Regions from separate parts of the Mus musculus genome. Here region 1 is linked to region 2. A link is a loop called in an ENCODE intact Hi-C map of the cell type or tissue named here. Cell type or tissue: gastrocnemius. All regions are shown on one strand.

The links. Hi-C counts contacts between places; a loop is a spot of excess contacts. Peaks named below come from ENCODE experiments on the same cell type or tissue, not always from the same donor. Only the 100,000 strongest peaks of a DNase experiment are listed, where the experiment ranks them.
Region 1: it touches region 2 in a loop (16-fold over the local background); 3 of 42 quality-filtered maps call a loop at or near these places.

What each region holds. Positions count from the first base shown.
Region 1 is chr11:60,720,768-60,728,767 of GRCm38, reverse strand. It overlaps Flii (flightless I actin binding protein), which reads left to right and starts at 1,505. Exons shown (of 30, transcript NM_022009.2): 1 at 1,505-1,641; 2 at 3,500-3,610; 3 at 3,906-3,977; 4 at 5,323-5,403; 5 at 5,683-5,768; 6 at 6,022-6,183; 7 at 6,370-6,473; 8 at 6,911-7,086; 9 at 7,164-7,321; 10 at 7,606-7,690; 11 at 7,983-8,000. The coding sequence starts at 1,579. It overlaps Mief2 (mitochondrial elongation factor 2), which reads right to left and starts at 370. Exons shown (of 4, transcript NM_001009927.2): 1 at 201-370. Mir5100 (microRNA 5100) reads right to left here and starts at 105; the gene lies at 42-105. In gastrocnemius, a CTCF peak has its summit at 1,466; DNase peaks (open chromatin) are centred at 369, 848 and 1,480; H3K4me3 peaks cover 3,097 bases; H3K27ac peaks cover 2,646 bases.
Region 2 is chr11:60,555,495-60,563,494 of GRCm38, reverse strand. It overlaps Alkbh5 (alkB homolog 5, RNA demethylase), which reads right to left. Exons shown (of 4, transcript NM_172943.4): 4 at 4,983-8,000. It also overlaps the pseudogene Gm12628. Among named protein-coding and RNA genes, the nearest start is that of Alkbh5, 22 kb to the right of the region's middle. In gastrocnemius, no CTCF peak of the experiment used is centred here; a DNase peak (open chromatin) is centred at 3,966.

The sequences.
Region 1 (8,000 bases), 170 kb before region 2:
AGCGAAGTCACTGTGGCCCTGGAAATCGTGTGCAATACCCAAGTCGGGAAGAGGCACCGCTGGGATTCGAACTCTGCTCTTCAGTTCCCAAGTCCTCCCTCCCACCGCAGTGACCGCAGGCCACGCCCCCACCTGCCCCGGGATGCGCGCCACGCCCAGTGCTGGGAGACACCGGGCCACCCGGTGCGCTGTAGCCGTACCTGCGTCCGAGCGTCAGCGCATGGACCCAAGGACAGGGCGAGTAGGACCCTGGAGGCCCAGGACTCGCCTAGGAATGGAACGTTCAAACCCCGGGAACCGAACGCCGAGGCCCGAGGCGGCAAGTGACCCGAAAGGCACGCTGGATAAGCAGGCCTTCGCTCCAATCCGAGCGCACAACTCCTGCGCACACGTGCTCAAAACGGAGCAGCTCAGCCAATGATCGCCAGGCACGCCCCGGGACCGTCTGGGGCGGAAACCACAAGCATACTCCGGATTTAAAGGCGCAAGGTTATATTGATAGCGCAAGGGGGGCGGGGGAGGTGGTGAGTGTGACAATCATTCAGGGGCTTGTCTAGTTTACTTACTTTCGGGTGTTTTGTTTCTTGAGAAAGGGCCTCACACTAAAGCCACAACTGACATCGAATTCTCAGCAGTCGTACTTAGTCTCACATCTGACCTTGTGTGTACTTGTAATGAGAGCCTCAGTGTGGAGTCTGAGCTCATGGTCCCTTGGTGGGCCAGGCAGACAAAACTGCAGTTAGCCCAAAGGCCCACATTCTGCCTCTCAAGTTCGCCCCTGTTAGAGTGCCTGGTGGTTCCATTTCCGTTTGGCCTGCCTGACACATAATGGGAAAAGAGCTCTGCCATCTGTCGTGGGAACTCTATCAGTCTCTTCCCTCCTGAAACCCGGGATGCCAGACCCTGGACTTCCATAGAACAGCTGTGTCTGTTTATGGGAAACCTACTGTATGCTGGCCAGGGCAAGATGGCCACTAAGAGCTTGGCCCAGGAGATATACACTGATCTAGAGCACAAAACAAATCAATAAAGAATGGTGACTGGAGTCCTGATGCCAAGGGAGAATTGTGAGTGTTTGTGCAGCCTGCTCTCTAAGCTGCCACATGTGAGTACTCTGGCAACTTTGGGGACCGTGTTACACATGATCAAAGTTGAGTCCTGAAGCTGAAGGATTAGGTCCCAAAGCCCCGGAAGTCTCACCACTACCACCACCACCACCACCACTGATCCCTCACACACAAACTGCCTGTGTCCCTGACGTTGTTACCACCATCACTCCTGGGTCACGGCCAGCCCCAGAGGCTACAGCAGCCCAAGCGACAGTGCCTGGACCCCACCCTCCACGTTCCGACAGGAGACTGGAAGTGTTGATCATCTCCAGCGGGACCCCTACAGGCCTCCCCAGAACTCTGGTCCCAGGGAGGCCTCGCAGCTCTGGGAGTCGCCTAGCAGCACTTCCCGCAGAGGCCGCGGCCGGGAGGCGGCGCGCGCGGGTTAAAGGGGCGGGGCCGGCGCTGACCCAGCCCGCGGCTCTCGGCCGCCCCGCGTCCTCCCTGCCCGTAAGAGAGCTGCGCCACCATGGAGGCCACCGGGGTGCTGCCGTTCGTGCGCGGCGTGGACCTCAGCGGCAACGACTTCAAGGTTAGCTGGGGGAGAAGGGGAAAGGCGACCCCTAGGCCGTCTCCCCGGGCCGCTTCCTCTGCGCTTCCGGGACCGGCGGGCGGGGCGGGCGGGCCTCCGCGAGTCTTCCCGGGCCTGCCCCGCCCGGGGCGGAAGACCTGGGCGGGGGCTCCGGGGGTCTGGGGCCGCGCGGGATTTGAGCCCTCAGGCCGCGAACCGGACCCCATGCCACCGAGGGAATACGCCCTAGCCAGCCACCGCCCCACACTGTGGTCTCGGGACGTCACTTCTCCCTCCGCGAACTCGGGGTTCTCTCCAGTCCTAGGGGCTCAGGAACAGCCCGTTTGGTGGCGTGTAATGGAAAGAGATCTGTTAGTAAGGAGTGTGACAGGTGCGCCAGGTCCTAGGCGGCAAGTCTGTTCAACTGCTAGACTAGGGGGACAAGCAGCCAGCAGCCCTGGTTCTTGACTATAAAGAGCCAGGCTATGGGCGTGGTGGTGCACGCCTCTAATTCCAGCTCTTGGGAGGCGGAGGCAGGTGGATCTTTGACTTCGTGGTCAGCCTGCTCTTAAAAGCAAGTTCCCGGACAGCCATAGCTATATCGAGAAACCCTGTCTTGACTTGAAGAAAAAAAAAATGTGCCGGCTAGACCCAGGCCCAAAGAGAGAAAAGCTGGCCCCGAAGGACAGCTCAGAAGCCTGGACCTTCTCCACCGCCTGGTCGAGTCCTTTAGATATCAGATTGGGGGATGCAGGAGGAGGTGGGCTCCTCCCGTGTTCACCTGCACACGGACACATGTTGGATCCCGTACACTGTGGGCATCACTTCATCCTGTCTACATACCCACCATCCTCACTTGTGGTCTCTATTCTCTCTCCACTGGGAACGTCTGAGTTACCTTAGGGAACGTGACTGGAAGAAGAGGTGTTACAGTAGCAAAAGGCAATTGAGCTTCATGCTGCTCAGATGTCAAAACTGCCAGGAGTAGCCTGGAGGGAGTGGCAAATGCCTTTAATTCCAACACTGGGGAGGCAGAGGCAGGCAGATCTCTGAGTTAGAGGCCAGCCTGGACACAAAATGAGTTCCAGGACAGCAGGGACTACACAGAGAAACCCTGTAATTGGGAGTTACAGGGGGACAAAACCTTAGGCTGGTGTGGTGGCACAGACCTTTAATTCCAGCATTCAGGAGGCAGAGGCAGGTGGATCTCTGTGAGTCTGAGGCCAGCCTGGTCTACAGAGTGAGTTCCAGGACAGCCAAGGCTACACACAGAGAAACCCTGTCTTTAATTTAAAAAAATAATTATTTATTATTTATATGTAAGTACACTGTATCTGTCTTCAGACACACCAGTAGAGGGTGTCAGATGTCATTACAGATGATTGTAAGCCACCATGTGGTTGCTAGAATTTGAACTCAGGACCTTCATAAAAACAGTCAGTGCTCTTAACCACTGAGCTATCTCTCCAGCCCCAAGAAACCCTGTCTTGAAAAACAACAAACAAAAAGGCCAGGGATGCTGAAGTGGGCATTGCATGTGAGGAATGAATGAATGAATGAATGACACTGTTCAAGGAACATTGGGGAGCTGGGCTCTTAGTGCAATCCCAGACAGCCAAACTGCCTTGGAACCCCAGGCAAAGCAATGTGAGTTCCACTAAGCACAGTGGAATGCTGAGGAACCCTTGAAACACACCAGGGACAGACTCCAGCTGGAGAGACACGTTTGGGCCAGGATGTTTGTCCTTTGGGAGCTTTCGTTTAGTGCCATTCTGTGAGTAAGAAAGAGAAATGTTCTCTAGGGACCACAGAAGGTGATGAGAGGAGGCACTCATCTCCTAGACTGTCCTCACCCTCCTGTTTCCTCCCCACCCCCCAGGGTGGCTACTTCCCTGAGAATGTTAAGGCTATGACCAGCCTGCGATGGCTAAAGCTGAATCGCACAGGCCTCTGCTACCTGCCTGAAGAACTTGCGGCTCTGCAGAAGCTGGTAAGGGATGTAGGCGGCGGGGCGCGGGGAGGGTCCTATCCTAGGGGCTAGGCCAGGTTGGCATACTCTGCAAAAAAGGGGAGTGGAATCAAGAGAAAACAGAAATAGCTGTGGGTGAAGCTGATGGTGTGTGTGTGGGGGCACATCCACCTGGGAGGTATGCAAGGCAGGTGATGGTGTGTAAAGGAGAGGGGACTGTTGGGATGGCCTTCCCAGATGGTGCAGTTACAGGGCTGCAGGCAGGGGCTGGATACCTTAGGTCCCCACCTGAACCTTTGACTCTTGTCCTGTCCAGGAGCACCTGTCTGTGAGCCACAACCATCTGACCACGCTTCACGGCGAACTGTCTAGCCTGCCTTCGCTTCGGGTGAGTGTTCGCCTGGGCTGCGGTAGGGTCAGGCGCGGGCCAGTGTCTCCACCCTCCTCCCCTCTGTGCCCGTGTTGCTGCAAGAGAGCTCATATGAATGGGAGAACTTTCTGAGAGAAAAGAGAGGACATTTCAAAACCCACCACCTCTCTGGATGGCTGTGAACACAGCAGTGTAGGCAGAACACAGTACTAGGCCACATTAGTGTGTCTAGTGTGCTTCTAACCTACCACATAGGTAAAGACTCTAGCCACACAAAAGTCACCCCCAGACAGCAGTGTAGCTGGTGTGACTGGGCCTAGAAGGTAGCTTGAAAATCAGGCCCTTGCCAGCCTTACAGGCTTCAGTTAGGATTATCCTTCACAGGGCCAGAACCCCAAGATGTTCAGAGTCCAGGATCTGGACTTGGGCTCCCTGACTCTAAACCAGGGCTTTGCCACTTAACTGGCTTAGTTACTTTTCTGTTGTGACAAAGCACAGGACTAAGGCAACTTAAAGAATATATTTCATTTGGAGATTCACAGTTCCAAGGGCTAGAGTCCACGACCATCTCAGTGAGGGGAACATGACAGCAGGCAGGCAGGCATGGCACTGGAGCAGTAGCTGAGAGCTCATGTGTTGAGACAACCATGAAGCAGAAAGAACTAGCTGGGAGTGGTGTGGGCTTTTGAAACCTCAAAGCTTGCCTTCGGTGATATACCTCCTCCAATAAGGCCACACCTCCTAGCCCTTCCCAAACAGCTCTACCAGTTAGGGACCAAGCATTCAAATATATGTGTCTATGGGGGCCATTCACATCTACACCATCACATTGGCTAAGTAGCTTTGGCAAGTTCCTCCATTTCCTCCAGCAGGTAGGTTGCACTTAAAAAAATAGATTGCAGGGCCGGGCATGGTGGCGCATGCCTTTGATCCCAGCACTCAGTAGGCAGAGGCAGGCAGATCTCTTGAGTTTGAGGCCAACCTGGTCTACACATTGAGTTTTAGGATCTACATAATGAGACCCTGTCTTGGTTAAAAAAAAAAAAAAAAAGGTGAGTGGGGATACAGTCCAGTGACAACATGCATGCTTTTCACACGTAAAGCCTTGGGCTTCCATCCTAGTACCATAACTCTGAGGGCCCCATATTGGCCTTGGAGGCACGCTGACATTGGGTTTTAAAGTTTGAAGAGGCACTCACTGGGAGGCTGGGAGAAGCCCACCAGATGTCGTGTGTGAGCAAAGGTCAGAGGAGGGAGAATTCTCAGACCTGGCCTCCAGTTTCCGAAGGAGCTCCCCACCTGGCCTGAGCTTCTCTCTCAGAGCAGAAAATGAGGATCCCAAGTTCTTTCCTTATACTCCTAGGCCATTGTAGCTCGGGCCAACAGCCTGAAGAATTCCGGAGTCCCTGATGACATCTTCAAGCTGGATGATCTCTCTGTTCTGGTCAGTGGTTACCTGCCCATCTGGCCCCTGTGATGCTCATTCAGTCCTCACTCATAGCTGCCTCAAGGGCCGCCATCATCCCTTAGAGTGGTCAATGCTGAGCCCACATCACTTGTACACTCAGTTCCCTAGCCCAGTCCCCTTTTCACTCAATCTATATCCCTGAACGTTCTTGTCACTCCATGTCCAATGTCCTGCCAGATCCCTGGGTATGGCAGAGGCATGGGGACGGTGTGTGTGTGGGGGGCACCCTGGCCTGACCTTGTCCCTGCTCCCTAGGACTTGAGCCATAACCAGTTGACAGAATGCCCACGGGAGCTGGAGAATGCCAAGAACATGCTGGTGCTCAACCTCAGCCACAACGGGTACTGGGGAGATCAAGGGCATGGCAGGTGGGCCGTGCAGAGCCAGGTGGGCAGTGCAGAGCCAGGTGCAGAGCCAGGTGGGCAGTGCAGAGCCAGGTGCAGAGCCAGGTGGGCAGTGCAGAGCCAGGTGAGGAGCCAGGTGGGCAGTGCAGAGCCAGGTGCAGAGCCAGGTGGGCAGTGCAGAGCCAGGTGGGCAGTGCAGAGCCAGGTGGGATGGAAGACTGATTTTCAGGCTTTCCCCTCTGTACTACAGCATCGACTCCATCCCCAACCAGCTGTTCATCAACCTTACGGACTTGCTGTACCTGGACCTCAGTGAAAACCGCCTAGAGAGCCTTCCCCCTCAAATGCGCCGCCTCGTGCACCTTCAGACACTGGTGCTGAATGGAAACCCGCTGCTACATGCACAGCTCCGGTAGGTGCCTTGCTTTTCCTTGCTTCCTAGGAGTCCTGACCCTTCCCACCCTAGGCCTCAGGCCTCAGCACTGGCCTGTGCTTGCTATACATCTTGTCCCCCTCTTTGGTCATGCCCTCCTGCCCACTCCATCCCTAGAGTCCCTTGAGTGGACTTACCCTAGGGTGGCAAATCCTTTCCTCACAGGCAGCTCCCAGCCATGATGGCCCTACAGACCCTGCATCTGAGGAACACTCAACGCACCCAGAGCAACCTCCCCACCAGCCTGGAGGGCCTGAGCAACCTTTCAGGTCTGGACTGTCTGGGGAGCCCCTAAGGTTCTCACCCCTTTGAGCTTACCAGCTTCCTTGGGAATAAAGGGGCCGAGTCCTGCTTCTTGTCATGTCTCGCAGATATGTTAGGTAGGGGCTTGCTGTGTGACTCTGGCTGCCTGGCCTGGCTTGATACTTACTGTGTAGGCAGATTGGCCTTGAACTCATAGCGGTCCCCTGTCTGAGCATCTCAAGTGCTGACATTACAGTTCTGCACACAGTGGTCAATTTCCATTGGGTTTCTGTCACTAGGCCACCTGCTATGAGGAGTCTCTCAAGTGTAGAAACTGCAGGTCATACAAATTACTTGCCTAAGACCACACAACCTGGTTGTAGAATAGTTGGAATTCACACTGAGGCTTGTTCCTGGTGACTGCTGTATGGGTCCTAACTGATGTGCCCTTCCAATGTCCCAGATGTGGACCTGTCGTGCAATGACTTGACAAGGGTGCCGGAGTGCCTGTACACCCTCCCCAGCCTGCGCCGCCTCAACCTCAGTAGCAACCAGATTGCAGAGCTGTCCCTGTGCATCGACCAGTGGGTGCACCTGGAGACCTTGAATCTGTCCCGGAACCAGCTCACCTCCCTGCCTGTGAGCCTGTGCCTGGGACATTGGGTGGGCCAGGCAGGAGTGCTGGTTCTGTTCTAACTGACTTCCTGCTTCTCTAGTCAGCCATCTGCAAGCTCACCAAGCTGAAGAAGCTGTACCTCAACTCCAACAAGCTGGACTTTGATGGGCTGCCTTCTGGCATCGGCAAGCTCACCAGCCTGGAGGAATTCATGGCTGCCAACAACAACCTAGAACTGATTCCTGAAAGTCTCTGCAGGTGCTGGGCAGGCTGGCGTGGGGTGGGAGCTCACACTTGGCGATCTGTCTGCATCCTGCTAATGACTGATTTGCCTTTAGGGATGAGACCCATCCCACCCCACACCCAACTTGAGGTTCTCAGAGTACCTGTTAGGAAGCTAGTGTGGTCCCATCCTCTTCTGAAAATCACTGGCCCTCATATGGATCCCTTGCTCTAAGACAAAGAATTGGGAAGTCACCTTTCGCCTGGCCCTAACTGGAACGCCAGATCCCCTAAGGCTCTGTCGGGCTCTGTCTTTACAGGTGCCCAAAACTGAAGAAACTCGTCCTGAATAAGAACCGCCTGGTGACCCTTCCTGAGGCCATCCACTTCCTGACAGAGATCCAGGTCAGGCAGCTGGGCCAGTGTTGGAGTAGAGGCAGGGTATCAGGAAAGATGGATGGAGCAGAGGGTGTGCCTGTATCTCAGACTGAGAGACCCAGCAGTAGCCTTCCAGGGTCAGTGCTACTGGGGTGAGCACCTTCTTCACAGCACACCTTTGTGTCTGTCACTGAAGCCCCACAGGCAGCTGCAGAGTAGCCAGGGTCAGAACTTAGTTCCTGGTCCCAGGCAGAGACTGAAATTAGAGGCTGCTTGGAGGTAAGTGTCCAGACCAGCAGCACCTCTGCTCACGTAACAGGTCCTGGATGTTCGAGAA
Region 2 (8,000 bases):
AGTCCCTGATTCTTGCAGGAATGCAGATAGGCTGACACACCCTATGCACTGGCATATTCCATCCAGGGGCTGACTAGGGAAGAAAGGATGGGGTGGGTCATCACCTCTGAGTCCATTTTTCAGAGGAGAAAACAGGCTCTCAGAAGGAACAGGCCAAGGGGGATGTTGAGTCCCAGCTAGACTGGAATACATCCTGAGACTGCCAATAAAGAACAGGTAAGGGGCTGGAGAGATGGCTGAGTGCTTAAGGGCACTGACTGCTCTTCTGAAGGTCCTGAGTTCAAATCCCAGCAACCACATGAAGGCTCACAAATTCTATAACAAGATGTGACTCCCTCTTCTGGGGTGTCTGAAGACATCAGCTACAGTGTACTTACATATAATAGATAATAAATACAAGTTAAAAAATAAAAAGTCAAAGATAATACGTCCGTTCATCCTTCACCTGAGGTAGGACTCACCTTGACACAGGCCTGACCATGGATATTGGTATGAGCTCTTCTTTTTTTTTTTTTTTTTTAATTAGGTATTTTCCTCTTTTACATTTTCAATGCTATCCCAAAAGTCCGCCATACCCACCCCCCCAATCCCCTACCCACCCACTCCCCCTTTTTGGCCCTGGGGTTCCCCTGTACTGGGGCATATAAAGTTTTCAATTCCAATGGGCCTCTCCTTGCATTGATGGCCGACTAGGCCATCTTTTGATACATATGCAGTTAGAGACAAGAGCTCCGGAGTATTGGTTAGGTCATATTGTTGTTCCACCTATAGGGTTACAGGTCCCTTTAGCTTCTTGGGTAATTTTTCTAGCTCCTCCATTGAGGGCCGTGTGACCCATCCAATAGCTGACTGTGATCATCCACTTCTGTGTTTGTTAGGCCCCGGCATAGTCTCACCAGAGACAGCTATATCTGGGTCCTTTCAGCAAAATCTTGCTAGTGTATGCAATGGTGTCAGCGTTTGGAAGTTGATTATGGGATGGATCCCTGCATATGGCAATCACTAGATGGTCCATCCTTTCGTCACAGCTCCAAATTTTGTCTCTGTAACTCCTTCCATGGGTGTTTTGTTCCCATTTCTAAGAAGGGGCAACGTGTCCACACTTTGGTCTTCGTTCTTCTTGAATTTCATGCGTTTAGCAAATTGTATCTTATATCTTGGGTATCCTAAGTTTCTGGGCTAATATCCACTTATCAATGAGTACATATTGTGCGAGTTCCTTTGTGATTGGGTTACCTCATTCAGGATGATGCCCTCCAGGTCCATCCATTTGCCTAGGAATTTCATGAATTCATTTTTTAAATAGCTGAGTAGTATTCCATTGTGTAAATGTACCACATTTTCTGTATCCATTCCTCTGTTGAGGGGCATCTGGGTTCTTTCCAGCTTCTGGCTATTATAAATAAGGCTGCTATGAGCATAGTGGAGCATGTGTCCTTCTTACCTGTTGGGACATCTTCTATATGCCTAGGAGAGGATCCTCCGGTAGTACTATGTCCAATTTTCTGAGGAACCACCAGACTGATTTCCAGAGTGGTTGTACAAGCTTGCAATCCCACCAACAATGGAGGAGTGTTCCTCTTTTTCCATATCCTGGCCAGCATCTGCTGTCACCTGAATTTTTGATCTTAGCCATTCTGACTGGAGTGAAGTGGAATCTCAGGGTTGTTTTGATTTGCATTTCCCTGATGATTAAGGATGTTGAACATTTTTTCAGGTGCTTCTCAGCCATTCAATATTCCTCAGGTGAGAATTCTTTGTTCAGCTCTGAGCCCCATTTTTTAATGGGGTTATTTGATTTTCTGGAGTCCACCTTCTTGAGTTCTTTATATATATTGGATATTAGTCCCCTATCTGATTTGGGATAGGTAAAGATCCTTTCCCAATCTGTTGGTGGCCTTTGTGTCTTATTGACAGTGTCTTTTGCGTTGCAGAAGCTTTGCAATTTTATGAGGTCCCATTTATTGATTCTCGATCTTACAGCACAAGCCATTGCTGTTCTATTCAGGAATTTTTCCCCTGAACCCATATCTTCGAGGCTTTTCCCTACTTTCTCCTCTATAAGTTTCAGTGTCTCTGGTTTTATGTGGAGTTCCTTAATCCACTTAGATTTGACCTTAGTACAAGAGCTCTTCTTTTAAAACATTTCATTTTTTCTACCACTAGGAGGCCAATTGGCAGAGGTCAACATGCAGATCTTTGTGAAGACCCTGACAGGCAAGACCATCACTTTTGAGGTTGAGCCCAGTGACACCATCAAGAATGTCAAGGTCAAGATCCAAGACAAGGAAGGCATCCCAGTTGACCAGCAGAGGCTGGTATTTGCCGGCAAACAGCTGCAGGATGGACGCACCCTTTCCAACTACTACATCCAGAACCATTCCACCTTGTACCTGGTGCTGCGTCTGCGAGGTGGCATCCTTGAGCCCTGCCAGTGTCAGCTTGCCCAGAAGGACAAGTAACAAGATGATCTGCTGCAAGTGCTACACATGCCTGCACCCTCGTGCAGTCGACTGCTGCAAGAAGTGGGGCCATACCAACAACCTGCACCCCCAAAATAAGGTCAAATGAAGATGAGGTCATAGCTGGAGTGACCCTGAGATCAAATAAAGTCCCCTTCCATCAACTGGAAACAAAGTATTTTATTTATTCTTCCTAGTGTATGCACATGAGTGCACCTGTATATGCATACATGTATGATGTGGGAGTGAGGCACATACAGACAACTTGGTGGACTCAGTTTTCTTTCTCCTACCTTTTCCTTGGGGTTCTGGGGACCAAACTCAGATCATCAGACTTGGCAGCAAGTGTCCTTACCTGTTCAGCTCTCTCTGTTTCCCTGGCTCTAGGATAGCTACCTGTGGCTGTGAGCAAGACTTGGGTATATCTACTGGGAGGGTGGCTTTGAGGCTGTAAGAACGGGTGCTATATAATCCATTCCTGTCTGTGATTCCAGGTTCTAACACACTGCCTCTGCCATCTCCTTCCATTTCCTCACTGTAGAATGGGCGCAATATTCCTCTATTAGTTAATACTGTGAGTTGTCTGTGCAGGCAACCCTTCCTTTTATGCCACACTCATTTTGTATATGTGAATTGTTCATTGTGTGTTTCTGTGTCTCTGTGTGTGTGTGTTGTTGTTGCTGTTTTGAGATAGGGTTTCTCTGTGTAGCTCTGGCTGTCCTTGAACTTGTTTAGTAGACCAGGCTGGCCTTGAACTTAGAGATCTGCCTGCCTCTGCCTCCTGAGTGCTGTCAGCTAAAGCCTATGGTTATTTTACAGAGGAAGACACTGAAGCCAGAGAGGATGCTGCTTGTTCCCGACAGTTGTAGAATTAGGATTTGACTCTAAGTGTGGTGTTAAAAATTGTAAGAATTGAATGGGGGCTGGAAAGATGGCTCAGTGGAAAGAGTGCTGACTGCTCTTCCAGAGGTCCTGAGTTCAATTCCCAGCTACCATGTGGTGTCTTACACCATCTGTAATGAGAATGATGCTCTCTTCTAGAGTGTCTGAAGACAGCAACAGTGTACTCACATACATAAAATAAATCTTAAAAAAAGAATTAAATATGATAATAAAGAAGGGAAATGTGATAGGCGTCCAGCTTCGAGAGGAAACATAGGAGCTATATAGCATACCCTAGGAAGTCAGTACTAAGAAGCACCCCTAGTAACTCAGGAGAGCCCAGGCCCTGTAAGAGAACCTTGAGCAATTCTACCACTTGAGATGTGATAGGTGCACCCTTCTCTCTAAGGTGGGGTGAGGTCAACATTGCAGGCAATCTGTTCACAGCTCATGGATCCCTGATGGCATCTGCTTGTCTTCAGGTTGTATGCCTTTAAGCAAGTATAGCCACAAATACCCTGGCAATGTAGAACAGAAGCAGCGGGCAGCCTCAGGCAGATCATGTGATCTCTGGGTACTTAGTTCCATCCATATGCAGGACTGGCTGATCTGCTTGCCACCAGGAAATAATGCCATCGGGGCTCTGCTGCCACACTGAGGACACAGGGAGAACTGCAGCAATGCATGTCTGGTAAAGAGTTGGTGGATCTCAAACTGGGCTCCTGCACCCACAATAGATTTGGGGCCCTCAGTTCCCTGGCTATACAAGTCCTCATCCTCGTTGCTTGACAGTGCAGTGACTCCTACTAATTTTGACTCTTCACAAGAGCTCACCAGACCAGGTTCCTCCTGCCAAAAGCCCACAAATAACACCCAGGAGTATCCCACACTAGCTGCAAAATTCAACTAGCAAATCTTGTTTAAGAGGGTGTAATTCAGTGGTAGTGTGCCTGCCCAACACACCAAGTCCTTTGTTCAATTCCTAGCACCAAAATAATATGGCGTGTGTGTATATATATCAGATGCATTCTCACAAACTTCCTGTGTCAGTTAACATTGGAATTCAGAGTACAGGACTTAGTTTTACTGGGGTTTTTTTGTTTGTTTGTTTGTTTTTCCTAGCATTCTCCCTGTTCTGAGTTTGGTCCCCAGCACTGAAGGAGGGGAGAAATAACTATACAGAATTGAAATTATATTAAAAACAAAGGTACTGATATTCCAAAGTAAGGCTTTTTGTTGTTCACCGCATTTACTGTTCTTTTCACCCAGAACCCGTGCTCTTCTGCATGTTTTCCCAGTGCGGGCATTACCAGTGTATTTATTGTTACCTAGGGTCTGCGTTGTCTGTGTGGATGGTGCTGGGATTGAACACACGTTAGGTAAGCTATCTATCCAATCCTATGCGATTCCCAGCAGACAAACAATAACTGAAAAGCCAGATTCCAAACAGAAACAAGAGTTTTAATGATCTCCAGCAACCACATGGGACAGCTTAGTCTGTTAATCCTAGCTCCCTGGGGTGCTATTCTCTCTTCTGGGTCCTCAGGCACCTGCCTGCATGTGCATGAGCCCACACCAGACAGACCACAGTCAAGTTAAAAAAAAAAAAAAAAAAAAAAAAAACTCAAACAGGTGAAATTAATTTAAATAATGTATTTTATTTAACTCAGTATGTCCAAAATAGTATTTCAACATGTAATCAATATAAAGTTATCAATTATATATTTTACATTCTTTTTAATACTAACTTCAAATTCTGGTGTATAAAGCATATCTCAATTGAAACTAGCCATATTTCAAGTGCTCAAAAGCCGGAGTCCAGTGGTTCCAGATTGGACAGCATAGGTTTAAACTTAAGAAAGCAATGAGCTGCTGGGGCATAGGTAACATTTACAAGGCCTAGAATGCACAAGGCCCTCACCTAATCCCCAGCACTACAGAAAAAAATACAAGCAAGCAATGGAGTAATTATCATCATCCAGATTAAATTTTAAAATAGTGCTGAGGCTAAGAAATTTCAATCGAAATTAATACAATTTCTTTGAGGAATCAATAGGCCACAGATTTAGTAACAATTTCTGAAGAAAGAGCAGCATCGTAAGCTGCATGTCGGCCCCCAAGGTTCTCAGGTTCTAGTTTCTGGAAGGCATATACTTTATTTTTATAAGGAGTAGGTGGGAGTTAGGGTGTGGATCAGTGGTAGAGTCCTTGCTTAACACTGGAGAGGCGCTGGGTTCCATCCCTAGCACTGTCAAAAAAAAAAAAAAAAAAAAAAAAAAAAAAAAAAAAAAAAAGGAAGTGGAGCTATGCAGCTGTGGAGTATATGGGAGTCCCTATATCCAAAGACAAATGCCCAACTAAGACAGACAGAAAAGGCTGGATGCAGTGGCAAGATTGCTATTTCAAGGATGGCCTGAGCTAGAGTGAGACCCTTTCTATCCTTTCTATACACACACACACACACACACACACACACACACACACACACACACACACACACACACACGGTGGGGTGCAGAGAGGCACTGAAATGTAGCATACAAAAAGAGGCCATGTGACTATGAATCTAGAGTACTTGCAACTAGAGTGGTTAGAGCCATACCAAGCCGCAAGAGGCAGGAATAGGCTTCCTACCAAAGTCTTAAGGAGAGCACAAAACAGTCTATATCTTTGTTGTTGAGACAGGGTCTCACAATGTAGCCTAGGCTGTCCTCAAGCTCCCTATGTAGACTAAACTGGCCTCAAACCTGCGACACTCCTGCTGGCATTACAGACAAGCACCATGCCTGGCTGCTTTGCTTTTTGAGACAAGGCCCAGGCAGGCCTTAAACTTTTGATCCTTCTGCCTCAGCCTGTGCTGGAATTAGAGGCACGCACCACCATACCTAGCAAATTTCTTTTGCTTTAAGCTCTCAAGTTTGTGGTAATGTTTTGGCAGCCATAGAAAACTAAGAGAAACTGGTAAAATGCATCTCCCTCACATGGTGTGTGAATTATAACCACAGGTAGATAATGAATTCCACACTTAAACAGAAAGCCAATTAAAATGTTCTGTGGGCAACAACTAACTACAGAGATTTACAAGCACACTGTACATGTTATTTACACTTACAGTTAATGGGCTCTACTGCCTTCCTATACATTATAGAACACCTTTACATGCATGTAAGCATGTCATATACAGGTCTGTTTCCCATCCTGAGCCTGGCCTACAGAACACTCTTCACACAACAAGGTTAAAGGAATGGAATGAGATCTTAGGTGGGTAGGGCTGGTACATCCAGTTGCTGTTAGAAAACTACTTTATAAACATGAAGACTGAGTCAGGGGCCAAACAAAGCTCTAGGCCCAGTGCCATGGCTAGAACAAGAAAGATTCAGAGTCAGGTGTGGGACTCTGAGAGACTTGCTTAAGGCTATTACTTCATAAGGACTGGGGGCACTATCCCAGGACAGACTGAAGCCTAGATCACTGGTATCAAAATCTCTTCCATCCCTTGTCCCTAGGAAGAGCCACCCAAGCATGGATTGGGATCTGCCCTTCTGCAACATCACAGCTGGGATGACATTTGGTGCTTCCTCTCAGTTCTAGTGTCATCCCAGTCCACTGCACAGTTCATACAGAGGCCCTGACCCTTCTAGACCTACCACTGCTTTTCAAACTGTTGGCCAGTCATTCTATGGGCAATGAAATGGCTTGACCAAGATTCACAGTGGCAATTTGAGCAAATTGGCTCAGATCACTGGAGCAGAGCTGGAGAGCTGCTGACAGTTGGCAATACCCTGGGATCCACATTAGGGACCCCAGTGGACTGGAGGAGCCCACTGAGTCCCAATCTCATCCTATCCTACCTGCTTTATCTACCAATGTTCTACACCCAGGGAGGCCAAGAGCCTAGCTGCTGAGTACAAGAATGGCCACGTCCTCTACCTGAGCTCCTCTGTCCCTGCTCCAGCTCCACCTGTGTTTGTACTGGCCTGCAGCTTCTCTACCAAGCCAGGGAGAGACTGTATCTTCTAGAATTCCATGAGGTGTATCCCTGGCCACCCTCCTTGAAGGGGAGAGGGCAGTGGGCAAACACAAGTCCACCTTTAGCCATCAATCAAGGGGTGTCAGTGACCAATCTTCAGAGGACTGGTGGGCAATAAATTAGCTTTCTCCAAATCCAGTTGGAAGGTCAAGAAAATAAATTAAGGGAAAAACCAAAGTCAGGCTTTCTCTCACCACAGCATCAGACAACTGTTTCAAAATATATTAGATTTGGTTTTTATTGTAGAGCACACACATATTAGGGCAAAGTGCTGCACACACAACTACAAATCATTTTTTGGAAAAGAGCAGTAAAAAACAAGAAAACAAAACAAAACAAAAACCCCAAACCACAGAAGATCTGTGACTGCTTTAGTTATGCAGTCTCAACTTGAGGGCTCCACACTGGCAAAGGATCTGACCCCAAAGAGACTTCCTGATGACTGGGTGCTCCCACACCTCTGCAGCCACTGAGGCCCGAGAGCCAGACCTTTGTGTACTTAGAGTGGTGGTGGCATGGCTGCTTAGAAGGCCTCTGTTTTCAGCAGGCTCAGTCCTGGCCTGGCTGCCAAAGTCAATCCTAATGAACCCCACCTTCCAGGATCTAAATAGGCAGAAACTCTCAAA